Regions from separate parts of the Mus musculus genome. Here all the other regions are linked to region 1. Evidence: chromatin loops called from intact Hi-C (ENCODE). Cell type or tissue: left cerebral cortex. All regions are shown on one strand. Each heading gives the region's core, and the rest is flanking DNA. Links, peaks and the distances in the headings are about the cores only.

Evidence for each region. Peaks named below come from ENCODE experiments on the same cell type or tissue, not always from the same donor. Only the 100,000 strongest peaks of a DNase experiment are listed, where the experiment ranks them.
Region 2: a loop joins it to region 1, with 6 times the contacts of the local background. A loop is called at or near these places in 2 of 42 quality-filtered maps.
Region 3: a loop joins it to region 1, with 4 times the contacts of the local background. A loop is called at or near these places in 2 of 42 quality-filtered maps.

Annotation. Positions count from the first base shown.
Region 1 is chr1:145,333,401-145,341,205 of GRCm38, forward strand. No RefSeq gene overlaps it. Among named protein-coding and RNA genes, the nearest start is that of Gm25460, 46 kb to the left of the region's middle. In left cerebral cortex, for the core only: no CTCF peak of the experiment used is centred there; DNase peaks (open chromatin) are centred at 3,669 and 3,972; H3K27ac peaks cover 399 bases.
Region 2 is chr1:145,424,380-145,432,184 of GRCm38, forward strand. No RefSeq gene overlaps it. Among named protein-coding and RNA genes, the nearest start is that of Gm25460, 140 kb to the left of the region's middle. In left cerebral cortex, for the core only: no CTCF peak of the experiment used is centred there; a DNase peak (open chromatin) is centred at 3,830; H3K27ac peaks cover 207 bases.
Region 3 is chr1:145,435,614-145,443,418 of GRCm38, forward strand. No RefSeq gene overlaps it. Among named protein-coding and RNA genes, the nearest start is that of Gm25460, 150 kb to the left of the region's middle. In left cerebral cortex, for the core only: no CTCF peak of the experiment used is centred there; a DNase peak (open chromatin) is centred at 3,589.

The sequences.
Region 1 (7,805 bases), core at 1,269-6,268:
AGTCCGGAAGCTTCTAGCCTCCATACAATCTAATCTAGGCCTAAAATATTTTCAGTGTCTGAGACTTACTACTGAATAAGCTCACCTTGGAGCTAGGAAGGAACCTCAGTGGTGCAATAGGGACAATGAGGGGGATGTAAAGTAAATGAGTAATAAATAAATATATAAGGGAAAGTTAATTAGTTAACCAATATATCAAGACAGGCATATAAAACTAACTAATATAATATCAGGGCATCTAAATGTTCCTGGACTATTTGGAAATTTACAGTCTCAAAAAATTAAAAAAAAAAAAGTTTGAAAATTTTAAGCCTACATTTATGTTAGAGTTTCTGCTTCTTATTCTTTTTATATTCAATACCTAGGTATCTTCTATTCCTACTAATTTTTGGTTAGATCTTTTCATCGTATCCCAGATTTTTTGGATGTTTTGTGTCAGGATTTTTTTTTTTTTTTAGATTTAACATTTGACTGGTATATCAATTTCTTCTATTATATCTTCTATGGTTAAGATTCTCTGTTTCCATCTCCTGTATTCTGTTGGTGATGCATACATGTTTTGCTGCTGTTCTCTTCTCTAGGTTTTTCATTTCAAGGATTCCTGTTTTGCTTCTTGTTGAGGTAAATCTTCAACCCAAACAAGCCCCGGCAATGAAAACACAACTCAATTAATACGAATACATGCTGTGTGCCTAGATTGGGCAAATCTACCACTACACTACCATCTTCCACATCTATGAGACCCCTTAAAGCTTGCGGTTTCTCCAGGCCTTGTGCTTCTGCTCCACTTCTCTTCTTCCTCCTCTGCTTCATCCTCTCCCTCTTCCATTTTCTCCTGCTTGACCCTCCCTTTTATCTGCCCAATCATCAGCTCTCCTTTATTTTACAAATTAAGGTGGGAAGCAGGTTAAAGGAAATCACCTGAATGCTGACTCATTCCTTGTTCAGTCCTTTACAGGAGAACCAAATTAACATCAAATATAATTAGCTCCAGGACTACCCACAACAGCTTCTATTTCCACTTTCAGGTCTTGCAACATTTTATTTATTACATCCACCTCTTTAATTGTATTTTGCTGTATATCTTTAAGGGATTTTAGTTATTTCTTCCTTTAAAATCTCTACCTATTTCTTTGTATTTTCTTGTATTTCTTTAAGGGATTTAATAATTCCGTGGGACTGGATTTAAGGTCATTTTCTTATACTTTGCTTGTGTTAGTATATTGAGGGCTTTCTCTCATTGCTGTTATATTTCCTTGGCATTTGTTGATTGTGCTCTTTAGTGGAATTTAGTCATCTGAATGGCTTTGGTCCCTGGATGTTCATGTTGTACAAGGTATTGGAAAGGGGGGTTGACTTCGATGTTTCTAATGTGGAAATCTTCTAGTTAGTATCCTTGGGTTTTATGGTTACAAGTCTGCAAGTTAGTAGGTTTAAGGAACCACAGGTTCAATGAAGTTGGGCAGAGAGGTGGTAAGAGAATGTTGGTCTGCCTGAGCTAGCAGAATGCTTAGGGCAGTTTGGGGAGAATGCAGGTCCACAAGGTATAGCAAGCTAGTAAGTGAAGCTTGACATGTCTCTGAAGCCTCAGGGAGCCACATGGAAGATGGGTGCTGGAAGTAAAGTTAGTCTGTGTGGACTCAGAAGGTCTGGTGAAGGTGGGCAGAGAAGTGGCAGGAGAGTGGAGGTCCTTGTGGGATGGAAGGCTGCCTAGAACTTCTTGGCTTGACCCAGAAGACTCAGTAAGCAGGGAAGATGGGTGAGGGAAGGTGGTTTACCTATATGGTTCAGGACCACTAGACTGATGAAAGTGGGAAGAGAGGTGGAGGGAGAATGGAGGGCCCCCTAAGATAGCAAGATGCTTCTAAAACTTACGTTTAGTAAGGGCTCTCAAATGCTTTGTCCCCCTCCCCCTTCAAGTCTATCATCCGAAGGTAGAACAGAAAAGATGGTAAATTTGGACAAGAGAGCATAGACATGTTTAGATGTAGTCCTTTGGGGTGATTCCAATCTCCATTCATCAGTATACCAGCAGGCAAAACACTAATAAGCATTGGTGGCACAATGTAGCACAAACAGCCAGACCATCACAGAACCAGTAGGAGTCCAGTCAGCAGGAGTGACCAGACCCAACTAGGATGCCAAGAGATGTTCTCTCCCTTGCCTCTCTCAATGAATTGAAAATCAATGAAGACCAGAAACCAGCAATGCATTTCAAGGCTATTTATGCAAGTGGCCTGTCACTATCTGTTAAGTCCTATTTATATTATTTACAAACTTTATGTGTCCTTCCATTGTGTCTTGCCTCAGCAAAACACCAGGTGAATCTGAATGACATGACACAGCCAGAAATTTCCAATCATAAAGGTGAGCAAATTCCTAAAAAACACAAACAAAAACAAAACAAAAGCATGTAATAGTTATGGTGAAAATAGCTTCTTCAATTGGGTTTTGTTTGGAGCACTCTGAAGTTAATTGCCAAAAGATAAAGGTACAGTGAAGCTTATTGTAAAACATTTTGATATTAATATGGAGCATAATAACATGACAGCATGAAAATAAATTGTATTTATTAATTTGCATTACAAACTTGACATGAATTATAATCAACTAGAAGACCAATTCATGCCCATTTATGTTTCTGTAAGGATATTTTGCAGAGTTGCGGTTTTAGCTGAGAAATGAAGATTCACATGCAGAAGATGGATCTCACCATATAACAAGCCAGAATAGACAATGAATCAAAGAAGAAAGTGGAAAAGCCAGGAGAGCAGAAACATTGCTTTTTCTTTTAGCTTTTCAGTGACTTAGTGACTGTTTGTTTTTCACTCATGTCCCCACTACTATGATGTGTTCATATTAAAGCTATATAACATGGAATGAACATTCAGAATTCATTAGCCAATCTAAATTTTTCTTCACTTAAATGGTGTCATTATATTGTGACAAAATGAGAAAATTAATTAAAAGATGATGAACCCTATGGGTGGTGTGGCTGTTGGGTGTACCACTTCCATGCAGTTCCCTGTAGCTATTACTAAGATTCTGTTTCCTCATTGTAACAAAGCATTAAAATGTATTTTATGATTGTAATGTATGAAACCAAAATTCAATGTCCAAGAATATGGTAACTATTAGCTTCATATCCTGTATAAATGTATTAATAACTCTATATAGATTGGTGAACATGTAAGTCTGGGTTATACCAAAGCTCTGATTTTAAAAATATAACCCAATTTTAAAGTAAATCAATTAATAAAGCTAAAGAAGAAACCAAAGCAAGATCAGTTGTGTATGCATTGATTGTTTCTAGACAGTCATGTGCAATAGAACTGTAGGACAAGAAAGGCCTTGAAAGAAACAGTACAAGATGCCACAAAGCGTCAAAGACAAAACAAGCGAAATGAAAACAGTGAAACAACCCTAGAAAATTGGTTTGTGCTTTGAACACAGAGGCTTGTGATTTGTTTATTTAGTAATTTACCTTCATTTTAAACCTGTATGATTTCCTAGAAGGTCTTCAGTATATGAATAAACATGATTCACAGTTATCAAAGTACACTTTAGCCTGCCTGTACATTGTCCATACTTCCTTCTGGACAGAATGACTCAAATGCTTAGATCATTTTGCCCCAGTTCTTGAAATTTTTTGTGAAATATAATGTTTGGAACACATTGGAGTATATTCAAAACTGGAACACCCCATTTTGAAGTTTTTGTCATTCTAACTAGGGTGAGAAGAAATCTGGAAGTAGCTTTAATTTGCATTTCCCTCATGACTAATGAAGTTGAACTTCTAAAAAAAAATTATAGCCATTTGTGTTTCATTTTTTAGAATTCTCTGTTTCGTTCTACAACATTTCTAAACATACCATTTAACTGATTCCTGATCATTTTGTCATTATCCCCACAGAATATTCCATCTTTCAGTTCTGTCTTTCGAGGAAGAAACTAATTATAGTAAGATGGTAGCCAACATCTGGTAAAATGAGCCGGGCATTGGTGGCGCTCGCCTTTAATCCCAGCACTCGGGAGGCAGAGGCAGGCAGATTTCGGAGATCGAGGCCAGCCTGGTCTACAGAGTGAGTTCCAGGACAGTCAGGGCTACACAGAGAAACCCTGTCTCAGAAAAAAAAAAAAGGAAAAAAAAAAAAGGTACAGAAAGTAAGAAACTTGTAGATGCTCAGCTCTGAATGGAATACAAAACACAGTGCTCCTAAAGCCCAAGGATTGCACAGAGGAGCAGATGGACCATAAAAACAGAGGTGATAGGTATGTACCAGGAGACAAGGTCTTCTGGACACAGGAGGCCAGTTGCACATAAGAACTCAAGGTAGAACAAATGTCAGCATGGGATGTCAGCATGGGATGTGGGATGTGTTGACTCTCTGCCAGCAGGCCCAGGGGGAAGGAGAGAGTCTGGTCCAGCCAAGTCTCTCCAGGGCTGAGTGAGATGGTGAGTGTCATGGCCCAAAACAAACACATCAGGGGCCAGGAGTCTGTCAAAGAAGGAACTCAACTTTAATGGCTTCAGCCTCTAGCTTATATAAGTTAGGAACATAGGGAGGGGGATTTTTGGTGGGGTAAGATGCATAGGAGGCGGGGATGGGTGAAAAAGGGTATGGAGTGTCGGACAGGGCCAATCACAAAGCTCAGGGCAGAGGCAGGGCCAAACAGGCCTTGCTGAGTCACCCCAGTACAGAGTGACTGAGATAGGTCTCAAAACTCGAGCTAGGCTTATGCTCTCCCACAAGGCCACAGAAACTCGAGTCAGGATCAGATTTGTCCTCAAGGCCCAAACCAGGGCTAAAATGGGGCCCAACAGGGATGGAAGTTGGACATGGAATTTTCTCTAAGAGTATAGTCCTTGGTAGATTATACCCCAGTGCAAACAGCATGTTAACGAATATTTAATTGCCATATCTGGTCTTGATGAAGAGTGTGGAAAGGACACAAAGCTGGTAGAAGCAAATGATAAAGTATTGGAAGAGATACCCTACAGATGAATATAATTAAACCTAGTTGTACAATACTTTAAAAGAAAAAAAGAAAAAAATCTAGAAAATAAAAATATTCCCAATACCACCAATGTGTTTTACTTCCCTTTCTCACATTCAGTACATTTTTTAAGGCACTGTATTGAATTTTTGTTCATATTATTTTAATTATATCTTAATATATATTAATTTTTAATACCTTAATTTTCATGAAAATACAAATTAGTATTGATTTATTTGATGGTTCTATGATTTCATAACTTTTATTCAGTATTTTGAGTATAGACTTTTGTAGTATATCTGATGAGTTTTTTACTTTCCTCTGTTTCTGTTGTATATCTCCCTTTTCATTTCTGATTTTGTTCATTTGAGTGATGTCTCTGTGCCCTTTAGTTAGTTGGCTAGGGGTTTATCTACCTTGTTGATTTTCTTAAAGAACCAGATTTTGGATTTAATTGATTCTTTGCATTGTTCTCTTTTTTTCTATTTGGTTAATTTTGGTCCTGAGTTTGACTATTTCCTGCCATTCATACCTCTTTGGTGTGTTTGCTGCTTTTCGTTTTAGGGCTTTCAGATGTGCTGTTAAGTTGCTAGTGTAGACTCTCTCCAAATTCTTTTTTTTTTTTCCTAAGGGTTATTTATTTATTATATGTCAGCACACTGTAGCTGTCTTCAGGCACCACAGAAGATGGCAGAAGATCCCATTACGGATGGTTTCACTATGTCTCTCTTTAGTTTCTGTTTCAATGATCTGTCCATTGGTGAGAATGGGGTATTAAAGTGTCCCATTATTATTGAGTGGGTTTCAATGGCTGTTATCATATCTCCTGGTAGGTCTTCACAATGTGAGGTCTTCAGAGGGGCATATACACAGGTGATCTGTTGTCCTGGCTGCAGAGGATTTCCTGGGAGGCCTTCAGACAGTAGAGTCTAGTGCTCTGGGTGCAGGAGATCTGGAAGGGCTTCAGGCTTGTGAGGTCTGTTGCTCTAGGTGCAGCAGAATTTTCAGGAGGCCTGCAGTCTGCAGAGGAGCAGACAAGCTGATGATCTGCCCCTGTGGAAGGCAAAGTCTGTAAAGGTATCAAATCTGAGTGATAAGGGGGTGGGGATAGGACCCCATTCCCAGTCTGCTGTGCTTCTCCACATTTCCAGCTGCTAGGTTTGTTTGAGAAGGTTCCTAACCTGTTACCCTGCATGCAGCAGATTTCCTGAGAGCTCATCGGACTTCAAGAATTATCTTATCTAAACATGGTAATAGTAAGGAATAGAATAAATCCTCTATTTTAATCAGAAATATAAACAAATTCTTCTCTACTAAAGAAGAGAAAAATAAATTAGTGCTTCTTTTGGTTCCTTATTTTACTCTTTTGATACAAATTCATGAAGTGAATGATTAAGAAGTCATATTACCCATATTATAAATAAATCATGGTAAATTTTGTTAATACTAATTAATAAAGGGAAATTGCTTGAGGAAATATTCTGAAGTTTTGAAGTTTTTAGATTTATATGACACTTTTCCAAACCTGCCTGAAAGTAAACTCAAGTTACTTGAATTACCTCTCTCTTAGGTGGCATATAAAAAAAGCATCAAAATATCTTGTTAAATCAGATTTTGTAGGTTGTAGGGATAATCCTTATTGTCTTTCTATTTGTTTGGCCTCTTATTAACTTTTTTTTCTGTTGAGTTTCATAAAAGAAACAGAAACAATTAAAGTGGAATTCTCCCAGGTGCTTCTTGCTGATACAGCTAGTTTCCAAGATCTCTAAGTTAGAGCCTATTATAGAAATGTTTGTGTACACACTGATTACCTACTCTACTTCTCTTCTAGCCAACTCCCAATGAAGCTGCCAACAGAGAGCACACAGCCACCTGAGCTTTGTGCTTCTTAAACTACTCATAGCTAGCTAAATTCAGGGGAGAAATTGTCAACAATTCCTTCGTTCTTGTGGTATTTTTCATATTTCTATCATCAACTGTGTCCTAAACTAAGTGAATTAATTTAACAAGTAACAGTAATACTTTCTGGATTTCAATATTTTATATTATGTAGAAGGTACAAATTATATTGTGTTGTGTTCTTTAGGATATTTTAATGCCTGGCTTAAGAGTTCAGCTCTACTTGACACTTTTTACTCAGTTCAGCCAAGAAATAGTCTCAATGAGAAAACAACTGTTTACTAAATTGTCTCCCATTTGACAGGGTAAAAAAAAAAAAATTCAAACCTTTAAAAGTGGTTAACTGATTTTTTCTCCTGTACATTATGCAAACAAATAAGACTCTAGATGCTCTACTCGTGTTTTGTATATTTAACTGGCTATAGTAAAGCATATTTTTCTACTTTGTAAAAATTGGACATGAAAACATAGCTAAATAATGAGATCATTTGTTGAACACCTCATTTTGAATTATGCATTTTACTGTGTGCCAAAAATCTCATTTTTAAAGGACTTCCTGAAATGTAATTTCATGTAAGTATAGGACATTAGTGTTTCTCAAACACAACATATACATTATTCATGTCTCCTTTTCCAAAAAAGGAAAAAAGTACCCTAAAAAAGGCAAGTATTATTTTCACTCTACACAGATAAACAAATTGAATTTAGAGATATTATAAATACATGAATAATTAATTAATAGTAATAGAGACTTGAAATAAAACTTTCCTGGCTTTAATCATTAGATGTTTGGAATATTTATAACGTTTAAAACCCAGCAAACAGCTAAACAGACATTTATATTTTTCTTCTATATCATTAAATTCTGTACTTGATGATTAATATTTTAAAATGAGAGTTTAAATATA
Region 2 (7,805 bases), core at 1,621-6,620, 91 kb after region 1:
TGGTTTCTTGGAGTAGGTATACAGAGATACCCTACTTCCGGGGTTCTCCCCCTAAACATAACTTTCAGAAAAAGGTCACTGTTGACAGTAGTTCAAATGCACTTCAGCAGTTTGCTGCTATTGCAAGATTCCATTTTTCTGCCAGATATTGGCTCACACTGCTACATAATAGCACATAGGTCAAATGGATCTCTAAAGGTACCTTCCCTTTTTTCTGAACAGAAGTTTGATCTATCATCTTTGTTTTTCATATGTAATTCTAGTTATTTAACCGTCTGAAGGTAAACAGTTAATGTTTGATTCAGCTTGGCGTCCAAGTATTTTTATTTTTTGAAGAAAAAACTAGAAGCTCAGATTCATTAAATTTGTTACTTTTTTCTTTTTTAATTAATTGTCTATTTTATTTATTTACATTTCAAATGTTGTTCCTCTTCCCGGTCTCCCATACGCAAACTCCTCACTCCATTCCCCCTTCTCTTTGCCTCAAAGAGGGTACTCTACCACCCACCCACCCACCCACTCCTCTCTTTCCCCTCTAGCATATCTCTATTCTGGGGCAACAAGCCTCCACAGGAACAAGGTCCTCCACTCCCATTGATGCCAGATAAGGCAATCCTCTGCTACATATGTAGCTGGAGCAGTGGATCCACACGTATATAATCTTTAATTGGTGGCTTAGTCCTTGGAAGCTCTGGGGGATTATTTCTTTATTGTTTTCAAATTGAGTAATTAATACACTTTTAAAATTATCAACAATTAAGGAAAAATGGTTACCAACATTTTGAGCTTGACATTTCCTTTAGAAACATCTTCATAACATTTCTTTTTTATATTCTTTTGTATTCATTTCTTTATTTTTTGATATTTCACAAAGTATATTTTTAACATATTATTAACCTTGTTGCCTTTCCTTCCAGATATTCCCATATGCCCTACTCACCCAACTTTATATTCTTTCTCGCTCTTAAAAAATGTGGCAAAAGAAAAGCCATTAAAACACGTGGAGTCCTATTTGCAAGTTCATCTTCTCCAGAGCTTGTAATCATCCTCTAGAGTATATCTGATATTGCCAATGGTCTAAGTTGTGTTTACTTTCACTCTTATTAAAGAACTATCCTGTTTCATCTGTCTTTAACCCCTAAAAGTATTGATAAGTCACAAGGCTTGCCAATAAATGTGATTCAAAGAAGATGATATAGACAACTTCATCCTAACTTTATTGTGGGGAGGCCTAGCTAAAAGCAGTTTTCTGGAAACTCCTCAGGTTGAAACTAATTAATATACTATAAAATTTTGCTACTATATATCAAAGTAAAGAACCATATACATACATGCACATGGATTATGTATGTTAAAGAGACTAGACTGCAAAGACAAAGTAATTATCAGAGTAACCTGTAAGAAACAACATTCAGAGCTTATCCTCATTTGGAGTGAGTGTATCCTTGACCTGAGGCAATAGATATAAACCACAGACTACTAAATAAAGGATCTCTTAATTACTAAACTACTCTGTAAAAATGGAGACTTCCACCCTTTTAAAGAATTGTACTCTAATTAGATAGGGAACCCAAAGTAGAAAATGACCCTTGATCTATTTATGCCCCTTGAACAAATATAATGTTTACAAAATTCATCTAAATATCTCCTATTACATTATCTTTGATTTTATATTCTTCCAAGCAACTTCAGGGTAACTTCTTCACAGCCCTTATTTTCTCTAAGGCAGAGTTAACTAATAAAAATACAAGAAGATGTTTAGGTAGTTACAACTCTTAAGAAGAATAACACTTTATAATGATCTGCAAATTTGTCAGGGTATTGGGTGTAATAAGTCCTTACATCATAATAAAATGCACTCAAATTAATCTATAATTGACCATCAAAGGGAATATGACATTTTGGGGACTCTCACATTTTTAATTATAAATAATTTTCTTCAATATACCTTTAACTTGTTCCTGAATATTGATGGAGACATGTATTGACCTTGACATATCAGCAACTCATAAAATGCAATCCAACAAACTTTGCTAAATGCAATTAGCTAAATTGATTATTAATATCATCATTGCTTTGGGCACTAATTAAGATGAAAATTAATTTCATGACCTAATACTTAAAAAATTTAATCACATAAATTGTCACTGTTATAAAAAATTGTTTGCCGTAGGAAGCTGCATCTTCAAAAGGTTAAAAATAAAGTACCTTATAAAAATGTTACTCACAGCTATCTAACTATTGACAATGATTGCAAATTAAATGTTTCATGGAATATTATCTGGCCAATATTATTATTAACCATAAATTATACTATTCATAGATATTTTTGAAGAAAAATGAAAACTCACCAAAATTATATTAAACATTAAAAGAGCATTCATTCATTGACTGAATTTAAACAATCCTTGGGGAGGGCTGAATTTCCTACTGATTCCCCAAATTTGGATATTTTTATGTGAATAAAAATATAATCCAAGGTAGAAAAAGGCTTTAAAACCTTGATTTAATTTTTAAAATCTTCTTTTATAAATTATAGGAGCTTACAAAATATCAGTTGTATTTTCTTTTCATTTTCTTTTCATCCTAACACCAGAAAAGTGAAGCTGTGTACATAAAAAATGGTACTTACTCTGTATAGGGAAAAAAAAAGCCAAGCAGTTCATTTTCCTCTGGGAGGGTCTCAAACAATTCCCATATAATGTGCTGACAATATTGAGTTGTGATTAGTGATTATTCAATATAATTATTGTTTGTTGTAGTTACATCAAAGATATTTCTCAGAAGATCAACTTATTTTAGGAAATATATACTTGAGAAGCAAATAACATTGCCATTAGGTCTTCCAAGTAGAAATGAAATCTAGTGAATTGGATTGATACAACTTTTAGAAAGCTTAAAAATAAATTCATTCTTTTTGATAGCTGAGTAGTACTCCATTGTGTAAATGTACCACATTTTTTTTTTTATCCATTCCTCTGTTGAGGGGCATCTGGGTTCTTTCTAGCTTCTGGCTATTATAAATAAAGCTGCTAAGAACATAGTGGAGCATGTGTCCTTTTTACCGGTTGGAACATCTTCTGATATATACCCAGGAAAGTTATTGCAGGATCCTCCGGTAGTACTATGTCCAATTTTCTGAGGAACCGCCAGACTGATTTCCAGAGTGGTTGTACAAGCTTACAATCACACCAATAATGGAGGAGTGTTCCTCTTTCTCCACATCCTCACCAGCATCTGCTGTCACCTGAATTTTTCATCTTAGCCATTCTGATTGGTATGAGGTGGAATCTCAGGGTTGTTTTGAGTTGCATTTCCCTGATGATTAAGGATGCTGAACATTTTTTCTGGTGCTTCTCAGCCATTGGGTATTCCTCAGGTGAGAATTTTTTGTTTAGCTCTGAGCCCTCTTTTTAATGGGGTTATTTGATTTTCTAGAGTCCACCTTCTTGAGTTCTTTATACATATTGGATATTAGTCCCCTATCTGGTTTAGGATAAGTAAAGACACTTTCCCAATCTGTTGGTTGCCTTTTTGTCTTATTGACGGTGTCTTTTGCTTTGCAGAAGCTTTGCAATTTTATGAGGTCCCATTTGTTGATTTTCGATCTTACAGCACAAGCCATTGCTGTTCTATTCAGGAATTTTTTCCCCTGTACCCATATCCTCGAGGCTGTTCCCTACTTTCTCCTCTATAAGTTTCAGTGTCTCTGGTTTTATGTGGAGTTCCTTAATCCACTTTTTTTAAAAAAAGAAAAGAATGAAAGAAATCTTAAAAATAGGCAAAGTGTAATTATAGAAGATTTCACTCAGGCAAAAATAAGTACTAAATGTAAAAATACATTTCAGCAAACAGCCATTTGGTTGAGAGCCATTATGCATTTATGACTAAGGAAAATGAGCTGGCCGATTTTTTTTTTCTTTTACAAAGGGCATACTCACTCTTTTTACAAGAAAGATTCCTCAGTATATAAGTGAAATTGTCTTTGACTGACCTAATCATAGAATAATTGACCCTGTATGGACTTGTCTCTCTGTCATAACCTCTGGTATTCCCTGTCTGATTTCTTGAAATAATGGAGAGGAAAAAAGAAACATCTGTAGGCAGATAATGGCTCCCTTGAATGTATTTAAATCTGATCTGATATTTTTTTGGTTTTTATTATTAGCTGTGTTCAGGTTCCTATCATATGCAAAATTTATACTTATCACTCTTCCAAGCAACTTTTTCTGTGAGGTGAACAGAATCCTACTCTATCAATTTTATTTCTTTTGAAATACATTTTTACATGACTTAAGTATTGTTAGTAAAATCAGTGAGATTTTAGCTTTCCATATGTAAATTTATATCATCTCTTACCTATTTCTTTTTCATTTCTTTTCCAGGGGTTTTGTAAAAATATACTTAGCAATGAAGACAATTGTAACTGCTGATGAGTTTTGAAGATTTTTTCCTATAAACAGGAATTTATATTTTTTGCTTACTCATGCTCTGCAATTCTGATATTTCATTGAAGGAAAACAATTAGCCTGAAAGTATAGAGTAGAGTGGAATATCATGTTATAGAAGAGATTTGCATAACATTTTCTTTTCTCAAAACTCTATACCTTTCTCTGCTTTTATTTTATGCTCTCTGAGATTTATATACTTGCCAACTTCTGAAATTATGCCTGTGTTTTTGGAGTATTACAAAATCACAAAGGAATTATCTGAGTACATATTTCTAGTTAGTCAAGTGATGGATTTAGTTTTGATTTGTTGCTTTAATACCAGTTAAGCAGTTGATTTAGAATTGCTATGTTGACCACTCCAAGTATCTTGGGGTAGATAGAAGCCTCTACTACTTTGTAGAAAAAAAATATATTTTATCTTTTAATTTCTATAAGCCCTTTTATTGTTTGCCCAGAAGATCCTGTTGTATGTTGAACTATGGATATTTTTGTCCATTGCTAATTGCAGAAAGAACTTTATACTCAGGTTAGTCTTTAAGCCTCCTATTATACATCCTTGCTATATTCCAGCCTTGTTAGTAGCAAAAGTAATTAGATTATAAGTCATAATGTTTTCCCAAGTAATCCTGAAATTAGAAATGTCTGTAACAAAGCAACCATCAGCAGAAAAGCAAACAATTCTACTGTGTGAATCTTTGGTTTAAATGAGAATCACAACTGAGAAGAAAATGAAAGGGCTTATTACCCAGGCTTACAGAGAGATCTTTTTCATTCCTTGGTGAAAGAGCCAGAATACTGAAGAGTATCAGCGAAACAAAGAACCCTAACCTTTAGCAATTATTGGAGTAGAATTCTCCCAGCAGAGGATGCATATTTTATTATGGGTTAGAAATACTCATGCCTAGAAATCACTCAAACACACAAAGAAACATAAGCAGTGCATTTGGGAGAGTGGTCAGTTATTGCGCATATTATGTAGATGGAAAGAGTTTCTATCTGTGTCTGCCCACATCTGGTGTAATGTTTTAGAATGAAATCTATGTTCAGACTTCTTTTACAGAGAGTCATTATATTTGGGATGACCTCTCTCACTTTCCAAGCTACAAATGCAGTTTGTAGCCATCACAATTTACTTGTTTTTGAGCAGTTTCCATGTGCTGCTGAGAAAAATGAGTATTCTTTGTCATTTAGGTTGTTTATTTCATACATATCTGTTAGATTCATTTGATGTATGGTGTGACAAAATTCTTCGGTTTCTTTATTTGTTTTTGGTCCAGATGAGATACCAAAATCAATATATGCATATTTCAGTGCTGACTTTTAATGATTAAAAAGCAGTTTAGCTTGGAGCTTCAATCTCCTTTTAAATGAACATAGTAATATTTAACCCATGGCTAATTTTTAATTCAGCAATACATAGATTATTAGATTTATTAGATTATTTTTGAAAATATGTTGATCTTTTAAAATTAGTCTTTTCTCATTCTTTTCACAAATTTCCAATATATTATTCATCATATATATCAGTTACTATTTTATCATGACTAACTTTAGTTATTTATATAGTTTTAAAAATATCATTGTTCTACGAATAATGAAAAATATAAACTATTTTGTAAGGTAACATATTAATATAGGTAGGTAATCAATACTCCGTCTATTTTTATCATTTTGATTTTTGATTGTCCCCATACACTTGGTTGCCATTTGTAGTGTCATTTTGTAGAGCTTATTTCATGAGAGTTAGGACCGTAGAGATGATTATGAGACCTTACCTCCCCCTCTTTTTCAATTTGCTTCCTGAGTATGACAAAATTATAAGTTTCCTCTATCACGCTCCACAAAAGAAGCACAGCCAAGTGTTCATGGACTCATGATCATGGACAGAAACCAAAATCAAATGACAATAAAAACAAGATCCAAGTTCGGCTTATTGACCAATCTACCTACCCACGATTGGCTTATTGACCAATCTACCCACAATATAATTTAGTTATAGAATTTTGTCACAGTGATAGAAATGACAAATGTAGAGAAGGACATGATAAAATGTAGAATTTGTACTTTGAGAAATCAGGGCATATGGGGATAACCCTCAGCACATTGCTTCTAATTTCTGGGACCGCCTCTTCACTTTTTAGGATCTAGCCCGTGCCATTCCTATTTTTCTCTTTATTATTTAAAATACAGTGAATTTTATCCTCTCTTCTGAAATGTTATTTCAGGTAGCTACTTTTTGCCCATACTGGATACGTGTTTCTCAAAGTCCTTTTACAATAAACAGAGATAAATTATATTTATAAAGAGGGACATCTTTGGCTTTTAGTACAGACCATTCTGTATTTATTCCTTCAAACTCAGGATTATATGCTACTGGGCTTTAGGTTAAATAAAAAAGGACAACTAAAGGAATACCATTTTTCATTTGTTTAGTTGTGTTTACAAGAAAAGGTTAGATTCTCCAGTGTTCTTTGTTGTGGGGAACGTGTGTGTGTGTGTGTGTGTGTGTGTGTGTGTGTGTGTGTGTCTGTCTGTCTTACTTACTTTCTTTTACATAAAATCAATGTGTTTTTTATTCACTATTAAAATCAAGCTTTCAATTTGATCAAGCTTGCATTATTTCTTTGCCTGGAGAGCCCTCCATTATATCAGTTCTTTGAATCCTTGCAAATAAAAATGTCTTTGATATTTAGTAAGTATATTACATATTTTAGATAAAATGACTATTACTTTAACCTGTGAAATTATTTTAGTTATCTCTACATCACATGGACTATAAGTTACAAATTTATCCAGTGTGTAACCATCTGTTAAAAAGATTTCCCCTTGTATTTTGTTTTTTGTTTAGTGACTACTGTACCTTACCAAACCCATTGATGGCCTTTCCCCTCTTTTAGTGTCTTCTTTCCAAACTCTCTCCTATTTGTCCTTCTTGCTTGCATGTTCATAGTAGTGATAGTATGATGGAAGTCAATAGGATTTTTTAGACATCAAACTCTTCCATTTCCTGCCATTGTCTGATGTCCATGAGTTCTGTGTTTCAGGAACATTGATGTGATAGTCTCACTCCTATTAGAAAGCTCAGTCAGTGTAACTTGTACTTATTTATTTTACTATTCATTTCTAAAGCCTCCTGTGATAATTATGCAAGTCAGAAAGCTAGTTGATGACCTCATGCCTTCTCCTACCACTTCTTTCTCCTCTTTGACTCTCTTCCTCTACTAATATCCTGTCTCCTCTCCTCCTCTCTCTCTTCTGCTTTCTTCTCCTTCTCTTTCTGTCCCTCCTATTACTCCCTCTAGACAGTTCTCTTCCTCTGTGTTTATTATATCCTGATAGCAACTTGGCACATTC
Region 3 (7,805 bases), core at 1,621-6,620, 100 kb after region 1:
TCATTTCCTAGAATCCAAAGTACCTAACTAAATACTATGTAAGTGTTTTAGGTCATAGATGATACAATATCTCTTAACAATGCTATAACATGATTTCCATAAAAGCAGGTGACTGAAATGGGCTATATAAGACTCAAGTAGCTTTTCATCCCTCAAATGAATAAGAAATGCATGTTTTGTGTTGCTGAGCATTAAGACAAGTGTTGTGTACATAGTAGACAAGTGATCTACCACCAATCTACATTCGAACAACATAAAAAAATTATGAGCATCAAAAATTGTAATTAAGCTACAAGGATATTCGTAAGCCAAGTGTGTTGACATGCGCCCTTAATCCCAATATTTAGCAAACTGAAGGAGGTATATCTTTGTGAATTCAATCACAGCTAGGTCTATATGTCAAATTGAAGACTAGCCAGAACACATAATGAAATCCTATATCAAAAGAAACAAAGAAATTAAACTATTAATGCTATCTTAGATCTATCTCTTTGATAACATGCTTAAGAGATTCTTTCTAAAATCTATTATTTGCATATACTTTCCGGTGAAATAAATATTCCAAAATTAAGTGATTTCACCATGTCAAAGATACTATAAAGTGGATTAACATATTCTACATTGTTGTTATTTCTGGGATCATTTCATCATGTAGATAAGCCTGGCAAGGGTCATCATCAGTGCATTCCATAAAATACTTTAGCATTTTCTTCTTTCTGGGATTTTCAGGTTAATAATAAGTACAGAAAAACTTCAATATTTTATACTGTTTTGCAACTTTAAAATCTTCTTCTATTACTTTTCTTTTTATATTTTTAGTTATTTTCCTTTGTGTGTTAGTGCTATAAAGGGTCATTCTCTCATGCCATAGTATATATTGGATATCAGAAGACAACTTATGAGAATTATGTCTCTTCTTCTCCAGTGTGGATTCTGTGAGTTGAACTCAGATTGTAAGGCTTGACAGGAAACCCTGTAATTCATGGAACCTTCTACATGCCTTTATAATTCTTGAAACTCATTACCATTTTCACACCAGTTGAACTCCTTGTTGTATTTATCCAAATTTTTTTAAATTCAAGAAAGTATTTCCATCCAAATAAGCATGTGCTATGGATTTAAATTTATCTACTTTACTAATAGTCTGTCTAACATCCTCAAGAGTATCCTTGGCTTTTTTGCACATTTAAGCAGGAAAACAAAAGTCCAAGGAGGTTTATTTCCTCATATATAGAATTAAACATACAGTGGGTGAAAGTGATGTGAATTGTAGTTGAAGTACATATAAACTCCACATATCAAATAATTTCTTTAAAAATGCAGAAAAAGAACTTTAAATTTAAGATTCTTGAGGCTGTTTTCTTCTCAATTATTTCTTGATAAAACGTCTTTAGAAGAGTGACACTCATTTCAAGTTTCACTTTTCTTCAAAAAATAAAAACAAAACAAAACAAACAACAACAACTCATAAAAAATCAAGGAAGTCCACAAAAACTCAAAGAGTCTGATAACCCAATTGAAAAATGGGCTGTATATGCAAATAAGATTTTGAACATAAGAACAAAAGAGGAAATATTGCTAATTTTTAAAAAATGTGTTCAATATCCTTATCAATTTGAGAAATACATATTAAAACTAATTGGCCATATTATATTATGCCAATCAGAATGGTTATTGTCAAGAAAGCAACTGATAACAAGTTCTAGTAATGATGAAGACACAGGAGACTTTGTAGGGATTGCCGAGTGTTGTAGCCACTGTAGACATCGGGGAAGAGCAGTTTCAGAATGTATATGCTCAAATGCCTTGCTATAAAGCACCAGAGATACTTGCTTATTCATGATCATTGCCTGTTCTATTCACAAAAGTTAGGAAACAGAGACAATCAAAATCTCCTTCAACTGATGAAGACATAATCAAAATGTGCTACAGATGCATAATGGAATTCTTTTCAGCTGTAAAGAAAACTGAATGCATAAAATTTGCAGATACATGCATGGAGCTAGAAAGTAGATTGAGAAAGATACCCTGACTCAGAAAGACAAATGCTGCATGTTCTCATATTTGTGTACCTCAGCTTATCAAAGTCAAGCTTAGTTTTCAAAAATTAATCTCAAGTATCCAAAGAAGTTAGGCAAATAGAAAGTAAGCACAGGTGTAGGGAGGGAGAAGGAGTACTACAGAGAAAAATAGGAAGGGAAATAAGACTTAACTTTATGCTTGGGGCAGAAGGATAACAGAAAAGAGGAAGGAGAGCTAAATAATAAAGAATATTTGAAAAAGCCATGAGAAAACATTATTTTACAAGCTTAGTTTAAAACTGTATTTTATGTATGTGTGTTTTACAGTTTTTCAAAGAGAGTTACGCCACACGTGATGATGGCCCCACCCTTCAAGGTCCTTGCACTGTCTAATAATGAAAACAAAACAGTGCCAAGCATGAGAAACTTACCTTTGATTTGTGGTTCTGAGGAATGCAAGAGTCTCCAACCAAAGGATGAACTATTGCCACTGTTCTTGGTTGTTTTCCAGATGCTGCAGATAAAATGCTATTTCTGAAGACACTGTACACTTCATAATTTTAAAAAAAATGTAATTACTGTGGTAGAAAGACATAACCAATATTGACAATAGAAGCACTTATAACTTACTAGTAATAACCAACATCTATTTGGAATGAGGTCTGCTCAAAAAGAGGGACTTCCTGCTTTATACTGTGAACTTAGCCAACTGTAGTAACGTTTGGAGAAATCATAGATCTGAATCCTGATCAAACCTTCTCCAGCCATTGTGCTTAACCAACACAGTTTCTAAGACCTATCTGAAAGTATATCTTTATAATACAGATAAATAGAGTTACCGGCACTTTTCATAAAATGCTTTTTTGAAACTCACAGAGACTATTTCAGAGGTATATAATAGGTTAAGATGCAGATAGTAAGTGGCATTGGGATATCCAATTCCAATTGATTCACCTGCAATACAATGCCTATGCTTAAGATTGAAGACTTCTCTTATGTCTTATGTCTTGTATGTAAACGTGACATAATTTTTTTCCTAAGTTTAAAAAAGACATTCAAAAAAGAGGCACTAGCAGAATGTTCTTGCGATTGAAGACTTCTCTTCAATCTTAGGCACTATGATTGTAAAAGCCTGAGATGCTACTATAAGATTGAGTTCCAAAGGCATGATAGGTTGCATATTTGTTATTAAAAGTGTTGTTTATAGGAAGTTTCTCTCTAGGGTTAAAATTACTAGATTATTTTTAAATAAAAAGTAAACATTTGAAGCATAATCCCGATGATCAGATGGCATGTCTATTACAATTTGGGATGACCAGGTTTGTTCAAAAGGAGCTTCTCTGACTTACGAACTGTTGAGCAAGTATCATATCTTGGTCTCATTTGATCTGTATATTAAAGATGTCTAAAATATTTGAGGATGCCTTTTTTTTTCTTTTTCTTTTTGGCAAAAGAGTGAACTGGAATCCAGTTTGGATAACTGAGCTTTCATATTCAAAGTTCTCTGGGAACTTTATGTTTTTCCACATTCTAGGCATGATGTGCTCACGTGTGTATTGTAGAACCAGATTTATCTGCAGCTTAAGTTTCCCATTATACCTCAACCATGTGTTCTTACAAAAGAGAAAAAAGAAACCACAGATGGCATTGTTAAGTACTGAGTCTCATGTCTTGTATGTAAACGTGACATATTTTTTTTTCCTAAGTTTAAAAAAGACACTCAAAAAAGAGGCACTAGCAGAATGTTCTTGCGAAGGTCATATTAATGACAACAACCCAGCTATCGTACTTGTGCATATTTTTTTCAAATTTATTTTCTGATTTCCAAATAAAATCAGCTATTATAGTGTTATCTTAGAATTGATTCCTTCTTGCACTGTATATGACTCGTCAAACAATCAAATATATATTGGAATGATATCACCATAATTTTCTTTATGTCATTTGTAACTTCTAAAACAGAGAATAAATAGTTGAGTAAAAATGAAACTGTAAATATCATGTGATATTTAGCTATATGGCAAAGCCAGACTGCAAAAGAAGGTCAGAATTCACTTCTTTAAAACCTGGGTGGAAGAGGCAAAGGAAAGGAGATCTTTGAGTCTGAGGCCAGTCTGGTTTATGTATTAGATTACAGACTAGCCTGGGTTACTGAATGAAACTCTGTCTGGAAACAAAAAGGAGAGAGAGAGAGAGAGAGACAGAGAGAGACAGAGACAGAGAGAGAGGGAGAGAGAGAGAGACAGAGAGAGAGAGACAGAGAGAGAGAGAGAGAGAGAGAGAGAGAGAGAGAGAGAGAGAGAGAGAGAGAAGAAAATAGTAAGAAACCATATCCCAGCACACAAATCCAACAGAAGTCTCCTGATCTAATAGAGGCCATGCTGGTATCCAAAACCTTAGTTATGACCCTGCCCATAGACATGCAATATTTCCGTAGAGTCTGCCCAGCCTTCCAAACCGCATTCCTCCCATTGTCCCGGTATCCTGGTCCACAACTCCAACTGTTCTACTAGAGGTCATGCCGATGTCTAGAACCCCAGGAAAGATACACCCAGATCTTGTCAACACTCTTTAAAGTCTGCTCAGTTTTCCTAACAGCACTCCTGCTCTCATTTCCATATGCTGACCAATAAATACAAGAGAAGACCCTGCTGAACCAAACTTATATTTATCCTAAAGCAGATGTCAGCATAAGAACAAAATCAACGACAGCCAGGTCAATATGGCACTACCACAGCCCAGCTATCCTACCATGTCAATTTCTGAAATATTCTGAAACAGCTGAAGTACAAGAAAATTACCTTAAAACCAATTTTATGAAGATGATAGAGGCACTTAAAGAACAAATGAATAAATCCCTTAACAAAATCCAAGAAAACATCAACAAACAATGGAAAAAGTGAATAAATCCCTTAAAGAAGCCCAAGAAAATATCAGATGAATAAGAATGAATAAAACTCTTCAAGACCTACAAATGCAAATAGAAATAATTTAAAAATACACAAATGGATGGAATCCTGGAAATTGAACATCTAGGTAAGCAAACAAGAGCTACAGACACAATCATCATTAGCATCATTAACAAAATAAGGAGACAGAATTTCAGGCATAAAAGATATAATGGAAAAAAACAATACATTGTTCAAAAAAGATGTTAAATATAAAAGTTCCTGGCACAGAACATTCAGAAATATGGGACACTATGAAAATAAAAGAAAATAGAAACAAAATAATTATAGGGGAAATTCTAGCTCCAAAAAAAAACCCAGAAAATATTCTTAATGATATGATAGAAATTTTCCCAAACCTCAAGAAGGAGATGCCTGAAAGGGAGAAGTTTATATAAGAAGTGGAGAGGACACAAGGTCCTTGTGCTCACACATATTTATCTATGTCTGATTTATTAATCATCTTTGTGCCTGCTCAACTGATGTTTCATTCAGAAAGTATTTAATTGTGCCTTGGCTATTTCCTACTTTCTCTTGTTCAGGTATCTCATTTTACTTTAAGTCTTTAATCAATTTGGTTTTTAAAGATTTGTGCAAGGTGATAAGTATGGATATAGTTGGTTTATTCTATATGCACCTGATCAATTCAACTGTAAAATTTGTTGAGGATGCTATCATTTATTTTCTAGTGTATATTTCTAGGTTTTTTTTTATCAAAAATCACATGTCCATCAGTATGTGGATTTATGTATGAGTTTTAAACTTGATTCCATTAACCAACATATCTGTTTCTGTGCCAATATCATGTTGTTTCTATTATTATAGTTCTTGTACAGCTTGAGTTCTTGGATAGTGACACCACCAGAAGTCCATTTATTATTCAGGTTTGTCAGATATCCTTGTTTTTAGTGTTTCCACATAAAGTTGAAAATTATCCTCTAAGGATCTGTGAAGAACTGTGTCAGAATTTTTAAGGGATTTCATTAAATATGTAGATTTCACTTTGGTAGGCTGGTCATTTTTACTAATCTTACCAATCCTTGAGCATGTGAGTCATTCCATCATCTCCAATTTCTTTCTTCAGTGTTTTGTGTTTTAATGTACAAGTTCTATAAATATCTGTTATATCCATTTGATTTATAATATCAGTTTGTTCCAACATCTGGCTGTTTAGTTTGTCTAGATAACTTGTCTGTTGGCAAGAGGAGGATATAGAAATCATTCTTTATGAGTGTGTGGGGAGCAATATTTGATTTAAGCTGTAGAAGTACTTATTTTGTGAACTTCCACAACCTGGTAATTGTTGCATAGGTGTTAAGAATTGCAATGGAATCTTTAAACATTTCTTTGATGAATATGTATTGTGCTTCTTTATCTCTTCTGATTAGTTTTAGTTTGGAAACTCTGCAGATATAAAAATGGTTACACCAGCTGGATTTCTATGCCCAATTGTTTAGGATATCTTCTTCTATCACTTTAGATATCACCCTGGTTGATATCTATTCTTGATGTTAAGGTGTCTTTCTTTGATACAGCATAAACATAGATTGTATTTTCACAGTAATTTTGTGAATCTGTGTCTTTTTATTGGAGAGTTGAGACAATTGATGTGGAGAGTTATGAATACATGATGATTGTTTGATTTCCTATTTTGTATTTGTTCTTGTTGAAAGAGATGTGTGTGTGTATCCCTCTTTTGATTTGGTAGTCTAGGATTATTAAGTCTTTTCTCTTTTCTTGAATGTGGTTAATCTCTGTAGGTTTGAATTGTCCTTCTATCACTTTCTAGAGTGTGACTAAATAAATTTTGATTAGCATTTTTAATTTAATTTATTTTATTTTTTAGAATTAATTTTTTTAATTAGGTATTGTCCTCATTTACATTTCCAATGCTATCCAAAAAGTCCCCAATACACTGTCCCCCCACTCCCCTACCCACCCACTTCTACTTTTTGGCCCTGGCGTTGCCCTGTCTGGGGCATATAAAGTTTGCAAGTCCAATGGGCCTCTCTTTCAAGTGATGGGGGACTAGGCCATCTTTTGATATATATGCAGCTAGAGTCAAGAGCTCTGGGGTATTGATAGTGTTGTTCCACCTATAGGGTTGCAGAACCCTTTAGCTCCTTGGGTACTTTCTCTAGCTCCTCCATTGTGGGCCCTGTGATCCATCCAATAGCTGACTGTGAGCATCCACTTCTGTGTTTGCTAGGCCCCGGCATTGTCTCACAAGAGACAGCTATATCTGGGTCCTAAATTTAAATTTACTTTTATTTACTACTTTAAATTTCTTTTCTGGTATAATCTTTTTGTTTCAGTATGTTTCTTGCACCTTGCTATGCATTTCCTTGTTTAGACTAAATTTTTTTCTACGATTTTGCTGTTTATATTTCTCTACCTTTTACTTGTGTTTCTTCCCTTTCTTCTATTGGTATTATTCTTTATATGGGATTCAAGATTTCCTGAATGATTTGTTCCAGTATATTTTTGGATTTACGATTTTCTTTCACTAAGGCACCTTTTCACTCTGCAGTGTCTTCAAAGCCTGAGATTCTTTCTTTCATCCCCTGTATTATATTGCTGAGTATTGCCTCTGAGTTTCTTGTTCAAGTTCCTAAATATTTCATTTCCCAAGTTCTCTTGGTTTTGGATTTTTTTCTGATAATATTTCTACTATGAGGTCTTGAGCTGTTTTATTCATTTCCATCCATTGCTCTGTTTGTGTTTTCATAGATAACTTAAAGGAGTTATTCATTTCCTCCTTAAAGTCCTCTATCATATCTATAAAATTTATTTTATATTATTTGGCTTGCATTTTAACTATGTTTCAATTCTCAGG